2 separate regions of the Homo sapiens genome follow, and region 2 is linked to region 1. The links are chromatin loops, found by intact Hi-C in ENCODE. Cell type or tissue: GM12878. All regions are shown on one strand. Links, peaks and the distances in the headings refer to the core of each region. The heading gives the core; the rest is flanking DNA. Region 1 overlaps BANP (BTG3 associated nuclear protein). Region 2 overlaps BANP (BTG3 associated nuclear protein).

Region 1 (13,855 bases), core at 103-8,102:
GACCCAGGAGGCAGAGGCTGCGTCCACTTTATAGATGAGGTGACTAGGCCCGCAGACACTAAGGGACTTGCTCAGATTTACAGAGCCAGGGTTCGAATTCAGTCTGTCTGAAGCCTATGTTCTTAAAAAAAAAAGCCCATATATTTAGTATTTTAATCAATATAATGTATACAATAGGAACGTCAATGAAAGACTTACAATGAAAAGCAATGGTCCCCTGCCCCACCTCTCAGCCCCGTTCTTCAAAGAGGTTTACATCTTGAGTGGTTTCTTTAGGTCATTCTCCACAGCTCTGAGTAAGCTGATCCTTTTTATTTTTTTCTTGAGATAGGATCCCCTGATGTTGCCCAGGCCGTACTCGAACTCCTGAGCTCAAGTGATCCTCAGCCTCCTTAGTAGCCGCTAATACAGGTGTGAGTGACTGCACCTAGCTCTAAGCTGATATTTTGTATTACACAGCCTTGTCTTTCTATTACGATGGGGTGATGGAGCCCTTCTGTCATATCCCAACTCTTCTATCCCCTGGACTGTCTGTGTTAGGCCTATGCAAATACTGTTCTCTTCACGGACAAATTGAGTGTTTCCCTTCCTGTACAGCGTGGATTTTTCTGTTAGTCATGGCTTTTCTCTTGGCACTTTCTGTTCCCATCGACTCCTTACATTGTTTTAAATTCTCAAGGATAGTGTCAGGTCCCCTTTCTCCTTCAGCCCCTGTCCTTCTCATCTGGATGGGTTAGCTTGCACACGAGCCAGCCTGATATTTTCCTTTCTTCTGTAGCTGGGTATGTTCAGGAATGTTTTCATCTTGGCTCTGTTCGTTTCCACAGGAACCTCTGGCAAGTGCTCTTCCTCCTTGTGGAGACCCCTCTCCCTCCCTGAACGCTCTTGGATCTTCTCTTTGGTGTTAATGATGTTTTACCCTTGTGTGTGCTGAGGTGTGTGGATTCCTACGCCGGGGACTCTGACTCTGGTGCTTTGTCCTTCAGCTCTGGGAAGTTCCCTTGTTCTGTCTGAGAAGTTCTTCCTCTCCAGCTCTGCTCTTCTGTCTTAGGAGTTCCTGTTTGTGATGGACGTTCTAGGTGGAGCCCTGGAGTTGCGTCTTTATCCTTCCTTCTGTGTCTCGTTTATTCTCATTCTGGGAGAGGGCTTTAATATGTGTTCACAATCAAATTTTTAATGTCCAAGCATGTATTTGTCTTGTTTCTTTTTCATAGTAGCTTATTGTTACACAAGTGCCTCATCTCCATGACTCTAAGGAAACTAATAAGGATTCTTCCCAGCTCTCCTTTGTTCTGATTTCTTGTTTCCACTAATGTCACTTAAAAAAAGTGTTGGCTTCTTCCTCTTTATGGCAAGTCCTCCATACTGATGTTTACTGTTGTCTGAGGCAGGAGGAAGCTGGCGGAGAGCCCCGGGTCTGTGGGGTGCTTTTGAAAGAGTCCAGTTTCCCCTCGGGTGATTGGGAGCCTGTCACCGTGGGACCTGGAGCACCAACTTGCAGATATTTTCTCTGGGCTGTTCCGCTTCTTTAGGAAGGCCCCTTTGCTGGCCGTGGGGGAGTTAGCTCTCCTGTGCGGGACCGACTTGGCAGGTGCGGGTTTGGCCTGCCCGCAGGGCTCTGCGAGGCTTGGAGCCCCACGCCTGTGCCCCCGGTGCTTTCCCTCTGCCCTGATCGGGTCCTCTGCATCTGTCAGGAGTGTGTTCTTTCTTGTGGGTTGATAACACCCTATTAAAGATGATGTTAATGGAGTGAGAGGAGGTCACCCGTACGGCCAGTCACTCCCCTTGAGCAGGAATTTGCAAGCCTGTTCTATTCACTCCACCTTCCTGCTTCCTTGTGGCCTTGGTAATTGCCCACAGTCAACGGGGTGAGGTGCCAAGCCGCCGTTCCACAGCCGCCTCTGAATTGCAGCGTGGGCTGGTGGCTCTGGCCCTGTGGCCTTGGAGGGCTGCCAGCGTACCTGGGCAAGGCCCGGCAGACCCGTGTGGTAGCAAAGACCCTGACTTTGGCTCCTCGCTGGGTCAGTGTGCCAAGCGGGCCGTCTGCCCTGCTGGGGTCCAGGAGGGCCTGCAGTGAAGCAGTGGTGAGCGTACTGGGAGCATGATCTTTCTGCATGGTGGCTGACTGTCACTGGGAGGTTGTGTGTAGTGCGGTGGGCTCTGTCTGCCAGAGCCTTGCCAGCCGAGCGTCCAGGGGCCAGCTGTGTCCATCAGCATCACTTGGGTATTTGTGAGAAACGCACACTTTCAGGCCCTACCCAGGTTCTCGTGCAGAATCAGACTGCAGCTTGGTCAGCTTTTAATTTTCAGATAGTTTTTGACTTTACAGAAAAGATGCAAAAAATATTTCACTGAGCTTCCCTGTTGTCTTCATCTGCTTCCCCTGATGTTGACGTCTTATGTAACCAGGCATCCATATAAACGCCAGAAAGTTCACAGCATTATTGCGTAAATGACAGACCTTATTCGAACTTCGGTTTTGCACCAGTGTCCTCTTGCTGTTTCGGGATCCCCTCCGGGACCCCACACTGGTGCGTGTGGCCGCCCTGTCTCCTTAATGTCCTTCTGTCTGTGATATTTACATAGTCACAAAGTATCTCCCCCAAGATACACGTCACAAAGGGAAAAATAAAACTGTAGCCTCTCGGTGGAAAAACCCAGCAGATACTGTGTGAAGCAAGTGATCGGGGTAACACCATCAGTCATAAGACGTTGACACCAAGGACCCAGTGAGACACATCACTTCTCTGGCAGTGTTGCCAGAAATGCAGTCTCATCATGAGAAAATGCTGCACCCAAACTGAGGGATGCTCACCACAGTCCTGGCCAGTGCGTCTCAAGTGTCCAGGTCTTGAAAGACAGGGAGGCTCAGAATTTCCTGCAGGCAGGTGGCCAGGTGATGTGTGTGCACCCTGGTCCACACGGAAGGCCTTCCCACAACCTTGAGGGAGGTGAGGGAGTAGGGGTTTGGGGGCTCCAGGCACAGGTGCTGGGCAGTGGGCCTCAGTGGTCTTGCAGCTCCCCCGTCAGGATTGTTAGCCTTTGGGTTCCTCGTCTGCAGTGATACTGTACAAATCCCAAAAACTCCAGTTACACGATTAAGTGATTGACATGACATGGAGTCGCAAGGCTGACTTGAAAATGACTGTAACTCACAGCACCAGTTTAGCCACTGCAATCTAGAGAAACTAAACATTTCCTCATTTTGAAGGAAAGACTTCTTGGGGAAAGTCAATTTGAGGGTTTGAATGAGAATGAGATGAAAGCTTTAGAAGGTCCTCCCTGTGCCTGAGGTAGATAAACATCTGTATTTTCTCTTCACACGGGTGACGGTGGTGAAAGCATGACATCATCTGACTTGGTCAGCAGAAGTGCTCTGAACCATCCGGAACTTTGGGGGCCTGGGGGCCGTGGGGAGGAGTTTCAGGAAGTTGAAAACAGTATTGGGTGGAATCACACACTTGCAATTTGCTCTGAAAAAGCTACACTTGTTTTGTTCTCAGCTGCACCTGGGGCCCTTCAGCCCCTGCAGGAGAAGAATGGGGCGAGTGATTGGTACGTGGCCTTCCCAGCCTGCAGAGCCGCCTGCTTTGGTTGTAATCATAGGCAAGCTCAGCCTGCTTTGGTTGTAGTCGTAGACAAGCTCAGGTTTCCGCCTCTGCACGTCCCGGTGGGCTCGCCTGGGACTCCCTTTGTCTGTTGTACAAGACTCCACTCTGGCCCCCCCTTTGGAAGAGACGATGTCTCCATCCTCAGGAAGTAGAGAAACACTCTCCGCCACCCTCCATCCTGACCCCCGTGCAGAGGATGAAGTGCTGTCCCAGAAGCCCCCTCTCAGGGGTGCCGTAAGTCTCAGAGAGAGGAGCACCCCGGGGCCTCCGTGGCAGAATCCTGTGAGTGTCTTTGGTTAAAATGTGCAGGAAGTGTTAACTCCTAAGCTGCCAGCAGATGGTGTGCCGAGATACTGTGAAGTCACATGAACTTGATTCCTGTTGGAAAGAACCACTCTGCAATCCTTCGCGTCTACACTTCGTCAAGAACCGTCCAATTTGATTAAACATTCTGGATCGTCAGCGTTCACGGTGGAGCAGACTCCACGACTCGCTGCTCCCATGGGAGGTGTCTCTCTGGGGAAGGGGTCAGTGGTGGTGGAGGATGGCGCGGTGCTCCATTCGGAACCCACAGGTCGCCAGCTTACAGCGTGGGAGCTGTGGAAGGACACATGGAGCAGAGGCGGCTGAGGAGGTGAAAGGCTGAGAGGAGGCTGCAGTGAAACACCTGAGGAAGGCTGGGCAGAATGGATCGGGGGTGTGTATTGGCTGCAGTCACCTCCCCTCTGCTCGTCTGTGTCCACATTCTGTCGTGGTTGAGACCGGATCCTGTGTGGACCGGGTGGGCTGGTGTGGAGTCCTGTCAGGAGACCTGGGGCGGTTTTGAGGCAAGCTCACGGAGGCCTGCCGCAGGGCCCTGCGCTGACAAACCTTTCGCTAGTGACCAGTTACCTTCTGTGTCTGAGAGAAGGCCGTTGTGGCCTGTAGTGATTTTCCTTTTCCCTTGAGATGAAAAGTCATCAAATATCTGGAAGCAAAGCTTAATCTTTCTGAAAGTAGAAACGCGTTTGGATGGAGCCGGGAGGGAGAACTGGGTGCGCGCTTGGCATTTCCTTGCCGGTGTGAATGCGCTTCCCGTAAATATGGCAGAACGCCTTCACCTTTCACCAGATGACGCGGGGGGAATTGGGCCACGGTCCCTGCTGTCATCATGGCATGCTGCAAGCTCTGTGGGCGCTGGTGGCCAGGATGCGGACAACCCCTGCCGCTACGTGTCCTCAAGTGAGCTCAGCTCTTGTGTCGGTGGGAGCTGGCGGTGGGTCCCTGAGCAGAGTGCTGCCGCTGCCAGTCTGCGTTTTCTGCCGAAATGCGTCCCTGAGATTGAGAAAGTTCACACCCTAAGTGTTTTTAGAAGGCTGGGTGCCCTGTTTCCCAGCCAACAGTTGTGACTGTCAGTGGGCAAACACAGTTTGCAATAATTGGCCTGTTGTCTTACAATTTCTGGCTCTCCTCTTTGTGGTGTAGGTCATGTTAGGTGGTGGTCCTTGGTCGTTTGTGCCACGTTCCCTCATGTTCTTGAACTCTGAGTCCCTAGAAACTGACATTGGTCTTATTTTGAGTGCATTATTTTTCAAACTTTGGGTCTGAACCCACATCAATTGAGTGGGCCATGGCCAGTGTTAAGAATACTGGATAAAATGGAGCATGCCTTGGATAAAAGGAGCATGGTTCGGAGTGGCTAACGGGTAGGTATCGACTCAGGAAACTTGCAGTGATGAGTGTATGAACTTACCATCGTAGGCCCCAGTCGAGAGCGTGGAAACCACTCTTCTGTGATGTGTGTCTACTAGCGGGTGGTTATGCACAGCATTTGACTGAATTTGGGTAACTCTGGATGTAGTGTATAAAGTACTTTTTAAAAGGCCATCCACTGGGCCAGGCATGGTGGCCCAAAGCTCCCAGCGCTTTGGGAAGCGGAAACTGGAGGATCACTCGAGCCCGGGAATTGGAGGCTGCAGGGCTGCAGTGAGCCATGATTGCACCACTGCACTCCAGCCTGGGCGGCAGAGTGAGACCCTGTCTCAAGAAAAAACAAGCAAAAACTATTCCCGTTAAGCCGCTTGCTTAGGGGTGACTGTGATTGAACATGTGGCTTCTCATCCAAGTTGATTTTAATCTCTATGGAGATCAGACTAATAACCTCACAGTAGAAAATCCACCAGTGAGCTCAGCGGCACAAACTCACAGCCCAGCAGTGTTTGCAGAGGGGAAGGCCCAGAATGCGTGGAGGCTTCGGGATCCATCCTTTGCAGACATAGAGAATTCTCATGGGGGAGGGAGGACCTTGCGGCGCCTTGGCAGTGAGGGGAGCAACCTCAGCATGATGTTGGCACGTACACTGGGGACTGGGTGGTGACACCGTGCATGCCCACAGGGGTGGAGATCTTTGTGGAGTTCACTGATGGATCCCAGAGGCCCAGGACGGGATGGCACGCTTTTCTGTGAGGGTCAGAGTGTAAGTGTTTCTGGCCTTGTGGGGCGTGGGATGTCTCGTGCCACTGTGAAGCCGCTCGACTCTGCTGTTGGGCTGAGAAGCAGGCACCTTGTTTGTGGACGCTGACATTTGAGTTTTATGTAATTTTCTCATCATGAAATATTGTTCTTTTGTTATTTTTCTGTTTTAAAATGTAAAACCCATTCCTGGCTCACAGGCTGCATAGAAGCAGGTGGAGAGCTGGGCTGGGTTGTGGGCCCTCACGTGCCACCCCCTGACCTAGAGTGTGTTTGCCCTGGGAAGGAATAAGACGAGGTTGTGTAGAGAGGCAGTGGCTGGATGGGGAGAGGCCTGGGCCCTGCACAGAGGAGCTGAGGTGTGAGGCTGCTTGCGAGGGAGGCGGCTGACCAGGCTTGGTACTAGCAGGCTCTCCGGGGAGGAGGCCCCCTGGAGGAACAGCGCTGGCGTCAGCCACAGAAGGGCTTAGCGGCCATGGTCTTCCTGCTGCAGCCCGTGTGGTTTTGGGAGGGACACATGGAGCATTGGAGGACAAAGAGACGGCCAGATCGGAGTGTGTGTGGCAGAGGGGCGATGCCACCCTTCGGAGCGATGGGTGCCAGGGTACTCGGTGAGAGCCCAGGTCCCGGGTGAGGGGGTGGGCTGAGGGGGAGTCAGAGAGGGAGGAGCCTCGGGATGCGGAAGGGCGAGAGCAGGGCGATGAGGGTGGGGCCGCAGGGAGGTGGCCGGGACTCCTGGTAGTATTCTTGGGGAGAAAGATAACAGGGAAGTGAGGAGGGTTCAGCTGTGGAAGTGCTGGGATGGCTGATCCGAGTGACCATGGCCTAGACGGGGTTTAAACCCTGGACTGAAGAAAGTGCCGGTGAGAGGTCAAGGCAGGAGATGGAGACCTGGGGGTGACAGGTGTCCCCGGCACCTCCTACCCCCACCCTGGGAGACAGTCCCAAGGGGCACCTTCACTGGGGGCTGGCCCTCATGCACACCAGCCAAACCTCCTGCCCACCTTCTGGGGGCTTCTGGAGCAGAGCAGAGGCCCCGCGGACCGTGAGGATGGCCACAGGGAGGGGAGATGCGAAACACTGGCCGTGGCAGGTGCCCACGCAGTCAGGAGCTTGCTTGTGGGGCTCTTGTCTGACACCTGGGAGATGAATTTCAGTCTGATGGTGGATCTGGACCCAGATGGCTTGCTTGGGATTCAGCAGCTCTTGGGAAGAGCCACACTTGAGGATGGGCTTGGGTGAGGGTTTGGAACGTGCTTAAAGAGGTTGGCAGGCAAGGATTTGGTGGTAGCAGGTGGGGCACATCGTGTATTGGCAGGGTTTTGTTATTTTTATCCTAAAGACATACTTATTTGCAAACCTTCTATTTTGGAACATTTTGAGATGTATACATATGTGGCAGAGATAGCATAGGGAGTGCCCTTGTGCCTGGTACCCAGTTTCTCCCGTTGCTAACAAGACGCATGACAGCAGTTCATGGCACAGTGTTGGGTGTGCCCCGGCCAACTCAGCAGATGAGCTGTTTCACAAAATCAGTGATTCTGCTCTGATAAAATGGCAAGTCCACGGAAAGCACTTTCATTGTATTTTGAAGTTGGGTGGTTGTTGAGGGATTATTTGAGTTGTAGTTGAACTAGCTGCTCTTTTCATGGAACACTATAAAAAAATAATTTACAGATTACTGACATCTCTTACTAAATGAGTGAAGTTAGCCTCTCACCTCAAAGAAGTCAGCTAACAGTGTTTGTTGCCAGTGATAAAGTTTGAGCTGTCAAGTGAAGTTGGAGTTTTGGAAAGTTTGTCTTTGCCACCGTGAGCCCGAGAGCTCCCAATAAATCAGATGCCAGTGCTAATGCTGATGAACCGTATGCTTTTGATATTATAGACTGAACAACATTTGCAAGAGCTGCCTAACTCGGTGAAGCAACATTTTCCAGATGGTCGATGCGGGATCACGCCTGGGTAAAAGATCCATTTAGAGTACAAGTCAAGCCAATGGATCTTAAAGCCATAAAGTGCAGAAGCTCATGGATACAGTTCACATTCCATATTGCAAACAGCCTTTAAGGAAAAATAAAACACACTTGTTGCGTGTTGGTGTGGTGTCAAAGAGGAATCTCCATAATTATCTGAAGAGCCTATTAAGATACTTTTCCCTTGTCTAACTGCATCTCCTTGTAAGGCTGCATTTTATTTTATTTTTTCGTACTTTTTGTAGAGACAGGGTTTTGCTGTGTTGCCCGGGTTGGTCTCGAACTCCTGGACTCACAGAATCTGCACCCCCCCGGGCCTCCCAAAGTGCTGGGATTACGGGCGTGAGCCACTTCCCCTGGTGAGGCTGCCTTTTTGTCATATGCATCGACCAAAACAACATATCGGAGCAGACCACCGGTGGAAGCAGATAGGAAACTCTAGTTGTTTTCAATTAAGCCGGGCATTAGAAATTTGTAAAAATGTAAAACAATATTATCCCTCTTCTCATTAAGGTTTTGTTGTTCTTTGGAAGCTATAGTTATTTTTCATAAAACATGTTTTGTATGTACCATGAATGTTTGTCCCCTTTGAAACTCATGTTGAAAGCTGGTCCCCAGTGTCACAGTATTAAGAGGTGATTGGATCATGAGGGCTCAGCCCTCAGGAATGCGTTCAGTGCATTTATAGACTAATGGGCTCTCCTCGTGGTGGGTTAGTGATCATGACAGGGCGTCTGTTATAAAAGCCAGTTTGGGTGTCTCTCATATCCCCACCAGCAGGAAGGCACTCCTCAGATGGGACCCCTGGACCTTGGACTTCTCAGCCTCCTGAACTATAAGAAATGCATTTCTTAGGCTGGGCGCAGTGGCTCATTCCTGTAATCCCAGCACTTTGGGAGGATGAGGTGGGTGGATTACCTGAGATCTGGAGTTCAAGACCAGCCTGCCAACATGGTGAAACGCTGTCTCTACTAAAAATACAAAAAATTAGCCTGGTGCAGTGGCGTGCGCCTGTAATCCCAGCTACTCTGGAGGCTGAGGCAGGAGAATCACTTGAACCCGGGAGGTGGAGGTTGCAGTGAGCCGAGATCATGCCACTGCACTCCAGTCTGGGCTACAGAGCGAGACTTGGTCTCAAAAAAAAAAAAAAAAAGAAAGCACATTTTTTTCCTTTATGTAATAAATTACCAGTCTCAGATACTCAGTTATAGCAACAGAAAACGGAGTAAGACAGCGTTAATATGTAATGTGTTAATTTGTATGATTTTTACATGAATTAAAAAATATTCAAACATTTTTTGTTCTAATTTCAAATATGGTAAATATCGATAGGTAGAATCTGTACAGGTGCAAGCTCTTCAGGACCCTCAGTAGCTTTAGAATGGTGAAGAGGACCCTGAGGCCAGAAAGTCAGAATTACTGCCTTAGAGCCTAGACGCTTCTTAAGATGTGTCCCTGGAAATTATGCATGCTCAGGTGAAATTATGCATGCTAATATATTCAGGTTTGGAATTTGACCACTTACTTACAAATTTGAATTTTTCCTCCCTTTCCCCCGCAAGCACACATTTGGGGGGCCATCTTAAAGAAAAAGCAGTGTTGCCTGAATGACCCCAAGAGTAAGTGGGAGCCGTCGGGAGAAGTGTTCTTGCTTCTTTCTGATTTCCCGCCTATCTAGCATCCGATCAGTCATTTATAGTTTTCTTTCCAGTTATTTCCCATCTCATTCTTGTACGTTCCACTTCAGACTGATTTCGGGCAAAAGAAGTAGGCTGAGACTTCTTCACATGTCTCAGTTTAATAAAAGTTGACTTCTTCATGTCAGTTCATCCTGCCTTTCTCATTATTTCTTCCTTTCTAGACTTACATCCCGAGAGGATTTGACTAAATGGAATGATTAATTTCTTAGCAGTTTCCTCGTTTCGGGAGATTTAGCTTTTTACCAGGTACCACTTAGTCTCATCTTTAAGTGGGAGTTCCTGTCCTAATTTTTATGGCTCTTTGGACTTGCCATTCCAGCTCGGGTGGCCTGGGAGTCTCCACACAGAAGCCGTCTGAGGAGAAGGGCGCCAGGACGATCTGGGGATGGGCTGGGAGCTTGGTGGCCGTGGTCCCTTCTTGTCACTTTACTGTCTCAAGCGTCTTCTCTCCCTGGTCGCACGCGCTGTGAGCTTATTGTTCTGGGCGTTCCCCACCCTCAGTTCCCAAGTGCAGTGCAGGCCAGGCCCTGTGCTAACTTTTTACAGCAGGGAATATACTCAGTTCATATTTTTGCCATCTGTAAAGTGAGGTAGGCCCCTTCAAGACATGTAAGGAGTATCTATGGCTGTGGAATGCATCTTTTTAGACTGGCCGCTCTGCATGGATCTGATCACGGGTAGGTGCTGTGATTCACACCACGTCAGAGCCCCGCTCTGGGAGGTGACACATCTGGGCTATATTGTTCCACTTCCTGTGGAAATGACTGCGTCCAAATCAGATGCAGCCTTAGGACTTTTCTTAAGGGTTGATGGAAGAAACAGCTCTATGAAGAATGTCTGCCCTAAAAATACTGACGGGAAAAAACCCGTTACGTTGTGACACCCCTAATGATGCATGTGATGTGGCTTAGGTAGCGACAGAGAAGATCCTGGTGTTGAAGGAAGCCCTAGTGTTAAATACAGGAAGCCTGGCTTGACTTTTCTTGCTGCTGTTTTTCATGTGATGCTGATAATCTATAGCAGTTTGTTTTTTAACTTTGACTGTTAAAGCCAAGTTTTCTGCCCAGTTACAGTGGGTTTCCTTTTAGTCCTCTTTTAATGGCTTTGTGGTTTTGTTTTATGGGTGTCCAATATTTTTGAAATAGTAATAGCAAAATTAAATACTTTTGCAGCTGTCCGTTTCTCCTGATGACCAGCTACCGTTAGCCTTTGCTGACAGTGGATGGGCACTGTTCATCAGATGTGTCAATCACCCTGATTCCACATTCATGAACTGAGTAGTTAGATTAGTAACTTAATTATAGCACAGTCCTTATTGAAATCAGGACATGGGCACAACACACTTTGAAAACCTTAATCCATGGTTTTTAAATAGCATTTCTGACATTCATCATTGTGCATTGGGGAATGACGTCAGTGGTGTGTTCTCACTGGACTCATCACAGACGTATTCACTGGATGCGGTGCGGGCCAGGCCCGGTGCCCTGCTGAGAACACAGCCATGCCAATTCCTGCCCTTGTGAAGCTCACCTTCTAGCAGGAGACACTAAGCAAGAGAAACCTTTCAGATGTGTAGTAAGTCAGACAGTAGAGCAGGAAAGGCTGCTGTGCACGTCACCGTTGCCGAGGCGTCCAGGAGGCGTGCAGGAGGCGTGCAGGGGTGGCCAGCTCCGTGGTAGGACCCTGAGCTGAGTGTATCCCTGAGAAGCATGGGGAGGCCCAAATGCAGGGGCCGAGTGAGCGTGGCGGGGAGGAGAGCCCCAGGGGCTGCAGAGGGCCCGTGAGATGGGAAGCCCTCGGAGGGCTTAGAGCAGATGAGGGGCATAGCCTGGCACGTGTTTTTATGTGACGCCTTGAGCGCTCTTTATCGTGATCACAGCAGAGGTGCAGGTGACAGTGAGACGGCCGTATGTGAGCAGGTCTGAGGGGCGGCCTGGGTCCAGGTTGGGAGTGACAGGCTGGGAAGACGAGGCCGGATCAGGGTGAAGGAGAGGAGAACCCAGGAGGCCTGAGGTTTTGGCCTGAGCATCTGGGAAGTAGGTGTTGCCTTAAATTGAGGTGGAAAGTGTGGAAGAAGCAGGTTGGTTTGGGGTGGGTGACAGGGGCTCAGTTTGGACATGTTAGAATTGAGACGACCCCTTAGGGGAGACACCTAGTAGGTGGTGTGGTGTGAGGCCTGGAGTTCATGTGCGAGGTCTGAGCTGGCAGGGTGATAGGCGCCATTGGCGTGGAGATGTATCTGAAGCCACAGACTGATGAGCCGCTGGGTCAGTGCTGGCTGAGCAAAGGTTCCAGGGCCGTGCCCTGGGCATGCATCCTCAAGTCAGGAAGTGGATGTGGGACCAGCAGAGAGACAGAGGAGTGGGGGCCAGGCAGGGAGGACAGCGTGGGGAGGAGCCGGAATGAGCCCCATCAGGCCCTGTGGTGGGGAGAATGGGGGCAGCATCTGGGCTGGAGCAGTTTTGGGGGAGTAACTGAGTGACAGCCCGATGGGTGGGATCTGGAGGGGATGTGAGCACTGAAAATGGAGACCGCAAGTACAGGCGGGGCTTCTGAGGAATTTTATCTGAAAGGGAACAGAGAAATGGGGCTGGGGCTGGAGGGGCAGGAGGGAGGGCAGCACCGTGGGGGAAGGGTGTGCAAGGGTGATGCTGAGGGACCAGGGAGGGGTGCTGACTGGGTGTGGGGCACATGCCCGAGGAGGCAGGAGTGGGCATTCTTGGGAAGTGAGAGGGAGGAGAGCAGGATCACCCACTAAGCCCGAGGCGCAGAGGGTCCAGGAGTAGGGGAGCGTTCGCATGGCTGGGCGGGGCTGGGCGGGGCTGGGCGGGGCTTGCAGCATCAGGCGCACCTGAGGTTGATTGGATGTGGATTCTCTCCCCATCCCTGCCCGAATGTGTGGGTCCCCATGCCTTGGTGGCTGAGAAGTGGATTTAAGGCCAGGTTAAAGATGGTTCTGTAAAGTTTATCAAGATTTGATGTAGTTGGCCTTGCCTGTAGACACATCACTTGGTTGTAGAAACAGTTTCACAGGTAATAAATAAGTAAGGCCTACGGAATAAGGCCTATGGAAAGCTCAGCAGTCCAGGAGGGCGGAGTGGACAGGAGAGTGGGGCTCGTGCAGTTGGAGCGTCCCTGCTCTGGGTAGCCTGAGGTTTGCTATTTGTCATCCCCAACTGTCTTGGATGTGTTGGCACACCTGGACAGATGACCACACGTGGACACCATGTTTAGGAAGCAGAATTGGGATCATATCATCCGCACCGCTGTGCAGCTTTCCATTTGTATGCCTTCCTTTTGCTATCATATTCTGGAGATCTTTCCATTTTGGTTCATGTAATTAAATCAGTCTCATCCATGTGAATGACTTGGTGGTGTCTGGCAATCTGGATGGGCGTGGATTCTTCACCACTCCTGTTCTGCTGTACATTCAGGGTGTTACTCTGGGCTGTAGGCCCTGCTTTCCCATATGCGCCCTGAGCCCTGCATCTCTTGGTGGACTTGGTAGGGTTCTGAATAGTCGTCAGAGTAAGAGGCTTGCTTGAGCATTAGTCTCAGTCCAGCTGTTTTATTGTATTAAGACTGGACTATCCCCAGGACTTCTGAGAAATGGCAAATTTAATTTGCCAAAATAGCAACCACAGGCATTGCTGTGTTCCAGTTTTCTTGGGCTTGTTGCCCTAGTTTTTTCTATTGAAATCTTTACTGTTAGCAGAATTTTAAATGACTCTTGATCCTGGCAACAGAGGCATTTTGAGTAAACAACTCGAATAATGTGTGGTGTCCTCATTTGGAAGAGGTTAGGATTCAGGATTTTATGGTGAGTTCAGAGCATTTTCTGAAGCCACTTGCAGAGCTTTTAGAAACTAGCAAAAAGCTTGAATTGGGCATTTAAAACTATTTCCACTGGCCCCTTAAGAGAGGCAGGAGTTTAACCTGGACTCTCTGGACCCGGGGCTGTTTGTGGAAGGGCCTCGGCATGTCCTTGGGTTTAGTCTGGCTGCACGTGGTGGGCTCCAGAATACCCTGTTTTGAACCAGGTAGTTGTTTATTTTCCTTTGCTTTGAGGAAGTCTGAGGCAGGCAGCCTGGGCTGGTGTGGCAGCTCCCTGGACGGGAGG
Region 2 (15,206 bases), core at 2,999-10,998, 89 kb after region 1:
TAGCTGGCGGTCCGTCTTCGTTTTCTGCAACATAGTGGTTTATGGTTCTGCTGGTAGTGGAACTGTATCATAGTTGAAACGCTGCTGGACGTTTAATTCCTAGGAAAAGTAAGGCACGTCACCTTCGACATTCCCTTGTTCCTGTCTCTACCCCTGAACAAAATCCACTTGGAATTTTAAAGACAGAACCAGCCTTTTACACTGTATTACTGCAGTGCTTCTGTTTATGATTGTAGACAGAATTCTCCCAACTTTATTGTGGGGACAGAGATTCCAGCTTTTCTCAGCAGGCATGGAGGCCCGTTGGCTCCAGCACAGATCTGAGTTCAGGAAGGACTCGGGGCTGACGTCGGAGGAGTTGCTGTCTGGATTTCTCTGAACAAGACTCTGTTCTGGTGTCTCTGGTTCCTCCGTCACTGCTGCTGCCCCACGTGCCTTTGCACTGCAAGCAGGGTCGCAACTGCTGCTCATTCCCGGGTCTTCCGTGGCCCCTCTGAGTCCCCACTCTCTCTAAGTGGCCTTACCGCAGAATGAATAAAGCTGCCGTACTACCACTTTTTATGTGAAACAAATAATAATTTATAAATCACCTGTTTTTGTCCGCCTTGTGAACTCTCATACGCTCCTGATTCCTATTATCGGTCACATTTCTGGGACCTCAAATCAAAGACGGCTTCAGGAGAGGCCGGTGCTGCCACTCAGGGTAGCGGGCGGAATCTTGGTACATGGCCCCTGCTTCTCTTGGGAAGGAAACTGCTGTGTGATTTAAAGAAACCGCTGTGTTCATCTGAAGCTGCCTTTTCTGGTGAATCTGTGTAGCGAACCCCCTCGTTTTCCATTTGTGGAAATCCTTTTTTTTTTTTTTTTCCATCATTTGGCCAGTTCTCATTCCTGCTGAGCTACACCCTGCTCATGCAGGCTTCGTCCTCCGGGCTGGCCACACGTTTGGGAGACAGAAGGATGTTTCAGAAAGCACAGAGAAGCCCACTCGCCTCGATGTTGTCGACTGGGCTAAGAAGCCCCGAGCAGTGCGGGGGTCACATAGCCCATTCGCTCTCCTCCCCGTCCCCATGCCTACAGAAGCCCCGAGCAGTGCGGGGGTCACACGGCCCATTCGCTCTCCTCCCCGTCCCCGTGCCTACAGAAGCCCCGAGCAGTGCGGGGGTCACACGGCCCATTCCCTCTCCTCCCCACCCCCATGCCCACAGGAGGATAGTGCATGCAGGTCTAGGGCTCTCTCTTCTCCAGCCAGACTTGATCTCAGAAGCATCCTTCATGTGACACTGCAGATGGCTCAGCTCCCCGTACTGTCCCGGAGGCCCTTGGCCTGCCCTGGTGTGAGCACTGGCTTGATTGATGGGAGACCCTGCAGCCCACGCTTGTTCCAGGTGGTTGGGGGAGGGCGAGGAACAGCACCCCAACCGGAGTAAGAGAACACAAAGAAATGGACGCGGCTGTTTTAAGTTCCTAGATCACTGAGGATTGGCTTAGTATTCCCTTCTGATTCCCTAGTTCCAACTGTCATTTAGGAATGGTTATGTGGCAGTAGACTCAGAATCTGACAGAGCAGCTAGAAATCCTCTTGGGAGGGTGGCCAGGCCTTCCCTCTTCCGGCCATCCGTTTTCCGTCATGGGGCTGGGGCCTGTGCCCTGTGCCCTGTGCCCCCACATCCTGCACCCCAGCCCCTTTCCTTGTGCTGGGCTCACACTTGTTGCCGTTCTCCTCCTATTCCACTTCTGAGATGATTGTTGCTATTACTTCTTGTAGTTAATTGATTATTTTCAGAATCAGTGGACAGCTTCTCTGAAAATAGCCTCCATTCTTAGTTCCACGGAGGGAGGGTTGTGCGCTGTGCTTGTGGATTGCTGCCGGGGCGACGGGTTTGAGGCCACGTCTGCAGCCAGCAGCAACGTCAGTTCCAGGAGGGCCTTGGTGGCTGCGGTGCTGGGAAGCGCCATTGTGCTGCGTTGGTGTGACCCTGTGGCACCTGCTGCCAGGGGACCATTCTTTTTGAGTCATGTTTTCTTCAAATTAAATATTGAGAGATTCTAGTCACATCCCACAGTTGCCATTTGCTGTCTGAGTAGAAAATATGAAGAATCGCCTGATTTGAAGCTATGTGGTCAGTTTCATGTCCATAGCAGCCTTGCTTTTCTTCCTTGCTGAGAGATGGAATGCCCTGTCTCACGCTCTTTCTGCCATTACGTCTCTGTCTGCTCTGATACTGAGGTTCCAGGAGGGCTGCCTCGACCTCCTTTCCCTGTAGCCCACGACACCCGCATCCTCTGGTTCTTTGCCAACAGTCGTGGTGCGCGCTTACATCTGGTGCTGGGTTGCAGGCAGGATGGGACTCACAGCTGTTCGTTGACTCTGGGAGGGCTCCCCTGGCTGAGGCTGTCTGCTGACAGGTGCTCTGCAGGTGAGTGTGAGCCTGCACTAAGGAATGCTGATTAGAGTCCATTTCAGGCCCTGTTGGGCACACTGGGAGTGCGCAAGAACCACAGAGCCTGAGAGACACAGTAGGAGGGTGGGAGACGCAGTAGGAGGGTGAGAGACGCAGTAGGAGGGTGAGAGACGCAGTAGGAGCGTGGGAGACGCAGTAGGAGGGTGAGAGACACAGTAGGAGGGGTCGGGAGAGCCACCTGCACCAAGGCCTCAGGACAGCGAATGGCACAGCCATGGGGAGGGTGACTGCCTGTGCAAGGCCGGAGGCCATGGGCACCTGGGTCCAGTGAGGTCAGACGGAGCCCCCGGTGCTCAGCCTCCTGTGACCAGTGTTGGGGGGTAGCAGTAGCGGATGGTGCATCCCAAATGCGGGCAAGAAGTTTGGAAAGATTGGCAGAGCACCAGAGGCTTCATAAAGAGCCATTTGGGAAGATGAGGTTCAGGGGACGGTGGCGGGTGCGCAGGTGTGGGGACGCACTGGCTGCATGGTGCCAGCTTCCTCCTCCCCGAGCTGTGCCCTCCAGCGCTGTGTCTCAGCCTCCCCTCCAGGAGCGCTCACTTCCTCTCAGCTCTGGGCCCCTGTGGCCTCTGCTTTGCCAGCTGCCCAGCCATGATGACCAGTTTCCACTCCAGTGCTATCTCTGTCTTTATTGTTCTTTTTGACCTCTAGGTGCACATGCTGTCGTGCCCCACTGTTCCAGCATCGCTGGCTGGGAGAGGGAAGAGAAGGTGAAGGGCTTCCTTAGAACACTGACATTGAAATTGCAGCTGAATATTTAAAAAAAATGTTTTGTGCTGGCTCACACCTGTAATCCCAGTACTTTGGGGAGGCTGAGGTGGGAGGATCGCTTGAGCCCAGGAGTTTGATGCCAGCCTGGGCAACATAGCGAGACCCTGTCTCTACAGAAAAAAAAAATTAGCCACGTCTGGTGGTATGTGCCTGTAGTCCCAAGCTACTCATGAGGCTGAGGCAGGAGGATTGCTTGAGCCCAGGAGGCCCAGGCTGCAGTGAGCCGTGATTGTGCCACTGCATTCCAGCCTGGGCAACAGAGCAAGACCCTGTCTCAAAATAAATGAAGTGTACAATTCAATGGTTTTTCAAAAAATTAAAATACTTAAAAAATTATTTGGAACCACTTTGGCTGGTTTCAAAGGTTGTGTATTATCTTTCCTCCTGAATAACAACGAGCATTCAGGTCACTGTGGGAGCTGCCTAAGTGAGAGTCTCAGTCTCGGGCTTTGTAGAGCAGAGCCCGTGTGTGTGGACCTGTGCTGCCCTCCTCGCCTCTTGCCCTCCGCCGCATCCTCATCATGCACCTAATCTGCTGCCTTCCAGGGAAGCCAAACAGCCACTGCTGTTGGAGTTGAAATTAAAATGCAGTGGCTGGTTCTGGTCATGGCTCCAGGCATGGGTAGCTCCTTCGGGTGAGCTGCGTAGAGCTGAGCCTGGGTCTTTGGCTGTTTAGATGCATTTGTGGCTGTGTTCTGGGTGCTTCTTCATTGAGAGTGGAGTTGTGGAGAAATGGCTCCTTCGTCAGCTGACTACACTGTGCTGATTTCTTTTGTCCCTGCCTCACTGGGGGTGTGAGGCATCCGGGCAGCATTTTCCTTTACTGCACAATCCCTGTAGTGTTGGCTTTGTTGCTCAGTGAGTATTTGAAATTAATCATTTGCTGCCCTGGGCATGAAGATCAAATGATATCATAGTAGAAATTCGGAATGATTTAGGTAGAGGTGTTATTGTATTGCCCATATGGTTAACTTAAGGGATTGCAGAATTGGTTTGAGTAGAGGACAGGCCTTGTATGGTAAATTAGACCACAATCAGGGGCATCTGGAATTCCCTGAAATTCCCTGGAGCGGGGAGAGGCAGTCTGGTGTGCCAGAGATTCATAGAGGGAGAGAGTACGTTCAGACAGACGGTGCCAGGAGTGTAAAATAATTTATTGTCTAAGGAATTTCAATTTTCAGTTAGTGGTAAGGATAATAGAATCTTTAATTTGGTGCAGATTTTCAGAAGATTCTGAAAAACAAAAAAAGCCCTTAAAAATTAAGAGTTGTAAGGATTGAAATTTGCAGGGAGGTGGATGACTTTATTTTTGAGTGCATTTTAAATGAAAATTGATGGTTTTTTTATGAGGTCATGGGAACTTTTGCATAAGGTGGATAGACCAGTTGGCCACTTCAGGGGGCTGGCAGGGGAACCGCTGGTTGGTCATACCCGCATCTTGGTGCAGCTGCTTTGCTGCCGTGGGTACCCTGAGCCAGTGCTGTGTGACCTGGGCAGACTCCCTATAAAGGCCAACTCGCATTCTGCGGCGATGCTGCCTCTGGAGTGATGAGTGCACGCGGGCTGCATGGCTGGACTCTACCAGCATCTGCGCAAGCCACAGCAGGAAGCAGCTTTCCATCGTGGTTCTAGAACCCTCCTCTCTCACTCATGCATGTGCACACACACAGTCGGAACAGGTCCACAGGACAACAGGCCACAGCGAGAAGGCAGCTTTCCACTGTGGTTCCAGAGCCCTCCTCCCTCGCTCACGTGTGTGCACTTACAAGGTCGGAACAGGTCCACAGAACGGTATTACTGCGTGCTGATTGCACTAATATTTTTTATTGTTTTCTGTTCTGCTTTTCTGTTTCTCTTCCTTTTTGTCTCTTTGAAAACTGGCTATGACACATTGCATTGATTTTGCAACCCACACTTTGAAAAATACTGGAATAGATGATCGCTAATGTCTCTTTCTTAAGAGTTTGTAGTTCTAAAAGTTGTAATTGAGTAGCTGGGACTATCGGTGTGCACCACTTCACCTGTGTAATTAAGTAATTTTTAAAAATTTACAACTATATAGGCTGGGCACGGTGGCTCACGCCTGTAATCCCAGCACTTTGGGAGGCCGAGGCAGGTGGATCACGAGGTCAGGAGATCGAGACCATGCTGGCTAACACGGTGAAACCCCTTCTCTACTAAAAATGCAAAAAATTAGCCGGTGCGGTGGCAGGCGCCTGTAGTCTCAGCTACTCGGGAGGCTGAGGCAGGAGAATGGCTTGAACCCTGGAGGCGGAGCTTGCATTGAGCTGAGATCGCGCCACTGCACTCCAGCCTGGGCAACAGAGCGCGACTCCGTCTCAAAAAAAAAAAATTTACAATTATATAAAGTTTACACTGCAAATATTAATATTCTTCCTCATATTTTGATAAATCAAAAGATAATTGTTCTTGAATTGGGAAGCTTTTAAAAAAATCACATTCAATCTAAGAAAAATGATTATAAATGTGCTAGTTAAAAAATGTTTAGCATTCTTCTCAGGGCTTTTCATCTAGATCAGGAAAATTAGGATTATCCGTGTCACTTGGGCATTAGAATGAAGTTTTCCTGAGAACTGCAGTCAGGTTTTTGGCATGGCTGGCCTTCTGTTGGTCATATGGTGGGCATGGGACGGAAGATGGCTCGATGTTTGCCGCAGCTGTCCATGCCCCTCTACGCCATCCACAAGCCTCTGACCGAGTTGTCCGTGCGTGCACTTGAGCGTTTCTTGCAGGAGAGGCCGGGGCCAAAGGAACGCTTCAGTTGCAGCTGGGCTGTGCTAAGGGGCCTCAGCAGGAGCAGCCCTTGGGGGCCAGAGCCCAGGCTCTTCCAGCAACAGGAAGGACCTTTCTTCCCTGTGCAGCACCTGTCGAACATAACATGCTGGACTCCCTCGTTCATTCCCGGCAGAGAAGCGCTCCCCTCACTCCCCACAGAGCCCTGCTATGCCGGGCATTCAGACCAGCCAGAGGTGGGGGAGCCTGTGAGTAAAGTGGAGAATTGGAGGTGTGGTGCCACCCTGACCACAGCACCTTTCTTCTCCCTGAGGCCACCTCCTCAAATACTCTTCTTGGCCACAGATGAGGGCCCGGCTGTGGTTGGCAGATCTTTTGGGAGAGAACTGGATGGGTGGGGGGTGGGAGAGTTGCCATGTGTCCCAGTCTCAGGGCGGCCGCTCCCTCAGTGTCTGTCGTCTTGGGATTGGCAGTGTCGCTTCCTCGTACTTCAGTGCCCTCTTCACTGCAGTGGGGTGGCAGCAGCACCTGCTCAGGAAGTTGGTGGGCTTCGCTGGGCGCACACGGCCCACCTGGCACTCACCAGCCTCCGGGCTGCCCTTGGCAGGTGCCGTCCACACTCCAGCACTCAGGGAGGGGCGGTGCACATCCTCAAAAACTGACCACACTGGCACTGGTGCCCAGGTGGTGAGTAGGCGGGCTGTGGTCTGCAGACAGAAGCTTTACCCTGTGCACATACGAGGAGTAACTCATTTGAGTGACGTCACTGGACTGCGGCCCTTAGAGCCTCCTGACGCGGAGGTGGGCCTTTCACTTCTGCCTTTTGCATGTGTGAATGTGTGTGTGTGTGTGATTTTAGAGATACTGTTTTAAAACTGCGTACTCAAAGCATTAGTTAATTAACTAGGAAGTATCGTCTTGTGAAAATGATGACCAGGACGGAACCTTTTAAAGCAGGTCATCTGAACCTCATCGCTGTAAAGCAATCTGACTACAAAGTTCATTCTTTCACGTGAATTAAACGGTTTGGTAAAGAAATACTCAGCATAACGTGGACGTGCTCTAGTGATCTTAGGGAGCTGTGAGCTCGTGCAGTCTTGGGTGGGAGTTGGCATTGTTTATGTTCTTTTTTTAATTTTTTAAAAATGTTTTTAATTTTTATTTTTTTTGACACGGAGTCTTGCTCTGTTGCCCAGGCTGGAGTGCAGTGATGCCATCTTGGCTCACTGCAACCTCCGTCTCCCAGGTTCAGGCGATTCTCCTGCCTCAGCCTCCTGAGTCGCTGGGATTATATAGGCACCCGCCACCGCACCCGGCTAATTTTTGTATTTTTAGTAGACACGGGGTTTCACCGTGTTGTGTTTGTGTTCTTTAAAATCCATATCATGTTGGCCGGGCACGGTGCTTCACGCCTGTAATCCCAGCACTTTAGGAGGCCGAGGCGGGCAGATCACGAAGTCAGGAGATCGAGACCGTCCTGGCTAACACGGTGAAACCCCGTCTCTACTAAAAATACAAAAAATTAGCCGGACGTGGGGGTGGGCGCCTGTACTCCCAGCTACTCGGGAGGCTGAGGCAAGAGAATGGTGTGGACCCGGGAGGTGGAGCTTGCAGTGAGCCAAGATTGCGCCATTGCATTCCAGCCTGGGCGACATAGCGAGACTCCGTCTCAAAAAAGAAAAAAAAAAATCCTTATCATGTGAACGTGTTTTGGTGATCTTAGGGAGCCATGAACTCGTGCGGTCCTGGGTGGGAGGTGGCATTGTTTGTGTTGTTTAAAATCCCAAGCCAGAGCTCCCGGGGCTGCCAGGAGTTTGGGCTTGATGCGGGTCACGTAACGCAGGACACCAGGGTGGGGAAGGGCCCAAAGTAAGATACCACCAGGGTGGGGAAGGGCCAAGAATGCTTGCCCCAGTTCCTTGGCGAAAACTGCCAGTTTCTCCCCACATCTCCGTTAGGTAGTGAGAGTGTCAGTCAAGGCAGTATTTTCATGCACGTCAGTGAATGGGCCTTGCTCCTTCCCCCAAACCAGGAAGCTGAGTTTGGCCCCCTGCTTGGGTGTGCATCAGTCAGGCTTGGTAGAATGGAACAGGGTGCATGTTTGTTCTTTCAGCCCTCATTGGAGCTCAAAGATCAGTGCCCATGGGTGTGAGCTGGGATGGCTGTAGGTGGCATCCTTATTCAAATCCAGACTCCTCCTGAACATGTCCAGAAGGGCAGTAATTCAGGGCGCCGGGCCTCACTGGAGTCTGATGTTCTTAGTGGGAACAGCCCTAGTGTACTCCTAATAGTCACCCAGAACAGCTGTTCTCCCCACAGAGCACAGAGCACTCCTGCAGACCACGTTCAGGTCCTCAGAGGATTTAAAATACCAGTGAGCTAGGAATGTGGTACATAGTGAACTCCTTCCTATGTTTGGTGTACTTGGCAGTAATGCACCCAAATGTTGGGTTTGACTGTGCTTTCTTTTTACACTGCTATGACTATGTCCTGTCACTTAAACATTTTGAAGATTCTATCTGAATTTAACCCTGATTAGCAGGGTCCGCAAGGGCTTGGCCGAAGCAAACACTGGGACTTAGGGGGCTGTCCCCTGGGGAGGGCAGGAAAGCTGATGGGTGATGGGACGTGCAGGGCCGGCTCAAAGAGCACCAAGGCCTGCTGGGCCCTCTGACTTGTGTGGCTTCCGCAGCTGGCCGTGACTTTGTCATACCAGTTTTTCAATTTGGACACTGAAATATGAGTAGAATTTTGGTATATCATATAGGGGATAGTCACTTACCAGAGTTTAAAATAGCAAGAGGTACATTTGCTATGGTTCTGATTAATTTGATGTGATTGAAGACTTAGCCAACTAAAAATAATTTTCCGGAAGCATCTAATCATTTGGAGAAATAACTAATCTGCCTCATTGAGGAGATTGCAGCACAATTGTAGAACTAAATAAAGCGCAGACACGATATGGGAGGTTGGATTTCAGTAATGGAGGAAAGAAGGGGCCAGAAGAAAGGACGTCCATTCTAACAGTGTTCTCGGTATTGAATCGGCGCTCACCGCAGATTTAAGAAAGGACATCGATTCTAACAGTATTCTCGGTATCGAGTCGGCGCTCACCACGGATTAAAGAAAGGTGGATTCTAACAGTGTTCTTGGTATCGAATCGGCGCTCACCACAGATTAAAGAAAGGGCATCGATTCTAACAGTGTTCTCGGTATTAAATCTGCACTCACCACAGATTAAAGAAAGGAGGTGGATTCTAACAGTGTTCTTGGTATTGAATCGGCGCTCACAACAGATTAAAGAAAGGACGTCCATTCTAACGGTGTTCTTGGTATCAAATCGGCACTCACCACAGATTAAAGAAAGGAGGTGGATTCTAACAGTGTTCTCGGTATGGAATAGGAGCTCACCACAGATTAAAGAAAGGACATCGATTCTAACAGTGTTCTCGGTATCGAATTGGCGCTCACCACAGATTCTGACCTCAAGGTTGAAGGCGCTGAAGTCAGTGTCTTCGTCAGGTGTGGGGTGCGGGGTCTTTGAGACTGCACGGTGCACTGGACTCTGGTGTTGGCAAAGCTCTGCAGACCACATGTTTCCTCTGCTCTCACACCGTGACCATCATCAACACACAAAAAGACTGCTGGGACCAAACGTGGGGTTTTTTCTGGACACAGCAAGCAGTGGACACCAGCTGGGTGTCCTCTAATTCAGTTCTGACACGGAGACAGCGTCGGATCCCATGGGTTGAGGGCTCGGGGACTGCCGCCCAACCACACCAGTTGCAAGTTCGGGCCTCAGAACTTCTGGCCAACCGGCTTCAGGTTGGGCTTCCCACGACCCGTCTTTGGGTTTGATTAATTTGCTGGAGTGGCTTGCAGAGCTCAGGGAAGTACTTTTGTTTACTGTGTTTATTATCATAAAGAATACTACATAGGCTACGGGTGTGGAGACACATCCCGGCGAGGTACGGGGGAAGGGGCACAGAGCTTCCAGGCCTTCCCTGGGCACCATCCTCCAGGACCTGCTGGACCAGCTGCCTGGAAGCTCACTGAACCTGCCCTCTTGGGTTTTTATGGAAACTTCGTGACATTAGCATTCCTTCCCCAGGGTCTAGGGCAGGACCCTCTCATGGGAGGGTCTTAAGACCCACAGTCAGCAAGCAGGGGGATCATTAGAGTGAAAGGAGGGTGAGAGCCCGCCCCTGAGGTCCACACACCTGGCATCATAACAAGAGACGAACCAGGGCTGTGGGAGTTAGGGGCCAGGAACCAGGGACAAAACCAGTATCTCTCGTAAACACCACAGCTCTTCAGAGGGTTTTTCAGGTGGAGTCACGGGGGAGATGGCTGGACTCAGGCACTCCAGGAATGGAGAGTGCTGTGGCCACACGCTCAGTGACACGACGCCCCAGCCACACGGCATCCGACGAACACCAGACATCTCTAATGCGTTTCAGTGTGCCAGAAGGAAAACATGTTTCCTCCTCCCTCTGATTTCTTTACAGACAATTGTTTTCTTGGGGATTTAGATTACATACAGCATAGGAAATGTGTTGTTCTAATTGGAGTATAATATGATATTCTTCCAATTAAGAACCCTCTTCAGGAAAGAGCTGGTGTGTGGGCGTGGCCGGCTGGTGAGCTTCTCAGTCACGTTCACAGGGATGGGAATCCTTGTCCTCCGGTCTTATTCCTGATGTGTCAGTGAAGATTAACAGGGATAGATCCAGCTAAACATAGCCAAGATGCTATCTAGCTAGCTAGCCAGCTAATCGATGAGACACAGTCTCGCCCTGTTGCTCAGGCTGGAGTGCAGTGGTGTGATCTTGGCTTACTGCAGCCTCTGCCTCCCGGGCTCAGGCAATCCTCCCACCTCAGCCTCCCCGGTGGCTGGGACCACAGCTCGGGCTACCACACCCAGTTGATTTTTGTATTTTTTTGTAGAGACAGGATTTTGCCATGTTGCCAGGCTGGTCTTGAACTCCCGGGCTTAAGGAGTCCACCTGCCTCGGCCTCCCAGGGTGCTCGGGTTACAGGCATGAGCCACCATGCCCAGCCGACAAGATGGTTTTAAACTAATAGCTGTGCCTCTTTAAGACACACACTTGTTAATGGTTGTGTTGAGCATCTTGAACTGCCAGCGGCCTAAGTGGCGTTGCAGCCCACAGGAGTCTCATCCAGACCTGGCGGAATTAGGACCAGGCACGAGTGAGCCTGATTGTGTAAGAGCATCTGCACTCAGAAACCCATCATTTGGATAAGTGTGAGGGGTGTGTATTGGCTGTTTTTTCATTTTAATTTTTTGTTTTTAGAGACAGTCTCACTCTGTTGTCGAGGCTGGAGTGCAGTGGTGCAGTCACGGCTCACTGCAACCTCTGCCTCCAGGTTCAAGCAATCCTCCCACCTCAGCCTCCCGAGTAGCTGGGACTACAGGTGCGCACCACCACGACCTGCTAATTTTTTTATTTTTATAGAGACGGGGTTTTGCCCTGTTGCACAGACTGGTCTCAAACTCCTGCGCTCAAGCGATCCGCCTGCCTCAGCCTCCCAAAGTGCTAGGATTATGGATGTGAGCCACCACACCCAGCCTGCTTGTTTCTCATCTGCTTGCTGGTAGGTTGCAGAGATCCCAGAACCCCGTAGAATGCTAACCTGCATAGCCAGCTGAGCAGTCACTCTTCTCCCGTGATCTCTTGCTGCCACAGCCAAGCTGTTGACCGCAGCACCCGGGTCCCTCCCGTGTAGTGGCGGGCCTCGCAGCATGAGATCAAGGCTCCAGGATGGGGGCTCCCCAGTGGTTTAGGGCTGAGGCCGCAGACCCCCTCGAACCTCTGTGGAAACTGTGCTTCCCTTGAGGGATGGGGCAAAATGTCCATGCCAGAATCTTGAATGTGAAAAGATTGAGGTGTGGGGCGGCCTGCAGGGTGTGGGTGGGGTACGGCACCTTTCAGGGCCTGTTGCTGCCCTGCATGTGTAGATGTGGAGCTCCTTAAGGGCAGGACCCGTGCCCAGCACACATTGAGCTTGTAGAAAGTATGGGGTTTGCGGGAGCCCATGCCTCCTTCGGGCTCAGCCTCGGTGCCTCACGCGCAGTAGGCACATGGGAAGTGCGGCCATTCCCAGGCACTGCTGCAGTGCTGAGCGCGATGTGTTCCCACGTAGACATGGATTTGGTGAGCCACGGTTCCCTCTCTCAGGGGTGCCTTTCCCTGCCACAGTTGCAGGTTGTGGGGCTGGTCTGTCACCTTCAGTGTTGTGATCTCAGGAAGATAGCAGCCCACCCACCTGACATAAAAATCCGCATAGAGAAATTCAGGATTTCTCTTGATTTATTAACTGTGTGCTTTGTTGAGGGCAGCTCGGCTGATGATAAGTACATTTTTATAATTATGCATCATTAAATAGTAATTGTTAAATAGACTTACAGTTTTCTTTCCTATATTAAAAAATCTAGATTTAAAAAATCCAGATTTATGCCATTTCTGTGGTATCGTTTGCATTCCATTCATCTCATTTGTTTGAGGAGTTTAAGAAAATAAAGTGAAGACCTAAACATTTCCTCACATGACCAAGAAATAATACTCCCAATCAGTATGTTTCTGGAATTGGTAGCTGCTACTAGCTGCCCTCAGATACCTCTTGAAGCACTGTATCTGGAGTTTCTCTCATTGGGCACTCTTAACAGCCAAGGACAGGCACCCATTCCTGGACAGATGCTGGTGTATTTGTTGTTCTAATTACTACTAAATTGTTACTAAAGAAAATCAAAACAAAACACAAGAAAGATACGTAAGAGGTCACTTCAGCTCAAATGTAGCATATGGACATTCCCTGGCATATCCACGTCATCCTTAGAAAGCTGAAATACACCTTCTAAAGCATTGTGGCAAGCTAGCGCTCTGCCTGCATTAACTCAGGGGCCCCTCTCTGAAGTTAGAGACTTGCTTTCTCCTATGTCTTCACCTGTCTTGCATTTCTGAAGAGAAATGAGATTAAATTTGGTGACTAGGTTGAGTGCTATTCTCATTTTGGAGATGAAGACAGTAGACAGGAGCTTTTCTAGGACCGTTCAAGGAGTTAAAGTCAGGGATACATCCAGAACTCAACTCTCATGATTCCTGAACATTGCCTGCAGATCCCCCAGAGCTCCACCATCATCATCACCTCCACCTACTACCACTGCCAACACAACCACCTCTACCACCTCCGCCACTGTCATCTCCATCATCCTCACCATTATCATAATTGCCACCATCATCACAACCACCCTAACAACTGCTATCACCACCACCTCGACCACTATCATCTCCATCATCATCACCAACCCAACCACCCTAACCACTACCACCACCACCTTTACCATTACCATCTCCATCATCATCACTAACATAACCACCTTAACAACCACTACCACTACCGCCTTCACCACTGTCATCTCCATCATTATCACCAACACAACCACCCTAACAATCACTACCACCACCACCTTCTTCACTATCATCTCCATCATCATCACCAACACAACCACCTTAACCACTACCATCACCACCTTCACCACTATCATCTCCATCATCATACCACCACAACCACTTCTACCACTACCATCTCCATCATTATCACCAACAGTCACCCTAACAAACACTACCATCACCATCACCCCTGTCATCTCCATCATTATCACCAACCCAACCACCCTAACAACCACTACCACCCCCACCTCCACCACTGTCATCTCCATCATCATCATCACCAACACAACCATAACCACCTTAACAAACACTACCACCACCACCTCCACCACTATCATCTCCATCATTATCATCACCAACACAACCACCCTAACAACCACTACCACCCCCACCTCCTTCACTATCATCACCGTCACCAACACAGTCCCCTTCACCACCACCACCACCTCTACCACTGTCATCTCCATCATCATCACCAACACAACCACCCTAACAGCCACTCCCACTCCCACCTCCTTCACTATCATCACCATCACCAACACAACCACCTTTACCACCACCACCACCTCTACCACTGTCATCTCCATCATCATCATCACCAACACAACCACCTTCACCACCACCTCTACTGTCATCTCCATCATCATCACCAGCACAACCACAACCACCTTAACAAACACTACCACCACCACCTCCACCATCATCTCCATCATCATCATCATCACCAACACAACCACCCTAACGACTACCACCCCCACCTCCTTCACTATCATCACCATCACCAACACAGTCACCTTCACCACCACCACCACCACCTCTACCACTGTCATCTCCATCATCATCATCACCAACACAACCACCTTCACCACCACCTCTACTGTCATCTCCATCATCATCACCAACACAGCCACCCTAACAACCACTACCACCACCACCTCTACTATCTCCATCATCACCAACACAACCACCTTAACAACCACTACCACCCCCACCTCCTTCACTATCATCACCATCACCAACACAGTCCCCTTCACCACCACCACCACCTCTACCACTGTCATCTCCATCATCATCACCAACACAACCACCCTAACAGCCACTCCCACCTCCTTCACTATCATCACCATCACCAACACAACCACCTTTACCACCACCACCACCTCTACCACTGTCATCTCCATCATCATCATCACCAACACAACCACCTTCACCACCACCTCTACTGTCATCTCCATCATCATCACCAGCACAACCACAACCACCTTAACAAACACTACCACCACCACCTCCACCATCATCTCCATCATCATCATCATCACCAACACAACCACCCTAACGACTACCACCCCCACCTCCTTCACTATCATCACCATCACCAACACAGTCACCTTCACCACCACCACCACCTCTACCACTGTCATCTCCATCATCATCACCAACACAACCACCTTCACCACTGTCATCTCCATCATCACCACCAACACAGCCACCCTAACAACCACTACCACCACCACCTCTACTATCTCCATCATCACCAACACAACCACCTTAACAAACACTACCACCACCACCTCCACCACTATTATGTCCCTCATCCTCACCACCACTACCAACAACACATCTATCACAGCATGACCTCTACCACCATTGTCCCTGTCACCCTCTCCGTTGCCCTTACCTCCGCCACCCCCACCACTCCCAGTGCTATCACAGCCATCAACAGCACCAGCACCAGCACCAGCAC

Evidence for each region. A loop is a pair of places that touch in the nucleus more often than their neighbours do. Peaks named below come from ENCODE experiments on the same cell type or tissue, not always from the same donor. Only the 100,000 strongest peaks of a DNase experiment are listed, where the experiment ranks them.
Region 2: it touches region 1 in a loop (2.0-fold over the local background); 3 of 110 quality-filtered maps call a loop at or near these places.

The regions. Positions count from the first base shown.
Region 1 is chr16:87,953,069-87,966,923 of GRCh38, forward strand. All of the region lies in intron 1 of BANP (BTG3 associated nuclear protein), which reads left to right. Among named protein-coding and RNA genes, the nearest start is that of BANP, 8.6 kb to the left of the region's middle. RefSeq lists enhancers at 3,278-3,397, 3,467-4,409, 3,828-3,887. In GM12878, for the core only: a CTCF peak has its summit at 3,949 (motif pointing right); a DNase peak (open chromatin) is centred at 3,343; H3K4me3 peaks cover 2,643 bases; H3K27ac peaks cover 3,037 bases.
Region 2 is chr16:88,039,405-88,054,610 of GRCh38, forward strand. All of the region lies in intron 11 of BANP (BTG3 associated nuclear protein), which reads left to right. Among named protein-coding and RNA genes, the nearest start is that of BANP, 96 kb to the left of the region's middle. RefSeq lists an enhancer at 5,489-5,990. In GM12878, for the core only: no CTCF peak of the experiment used is centred there; DNase peaks (open chromatin) are centred at 4,987 and 6,777; H3K27ac peaks cover 1,672 bases.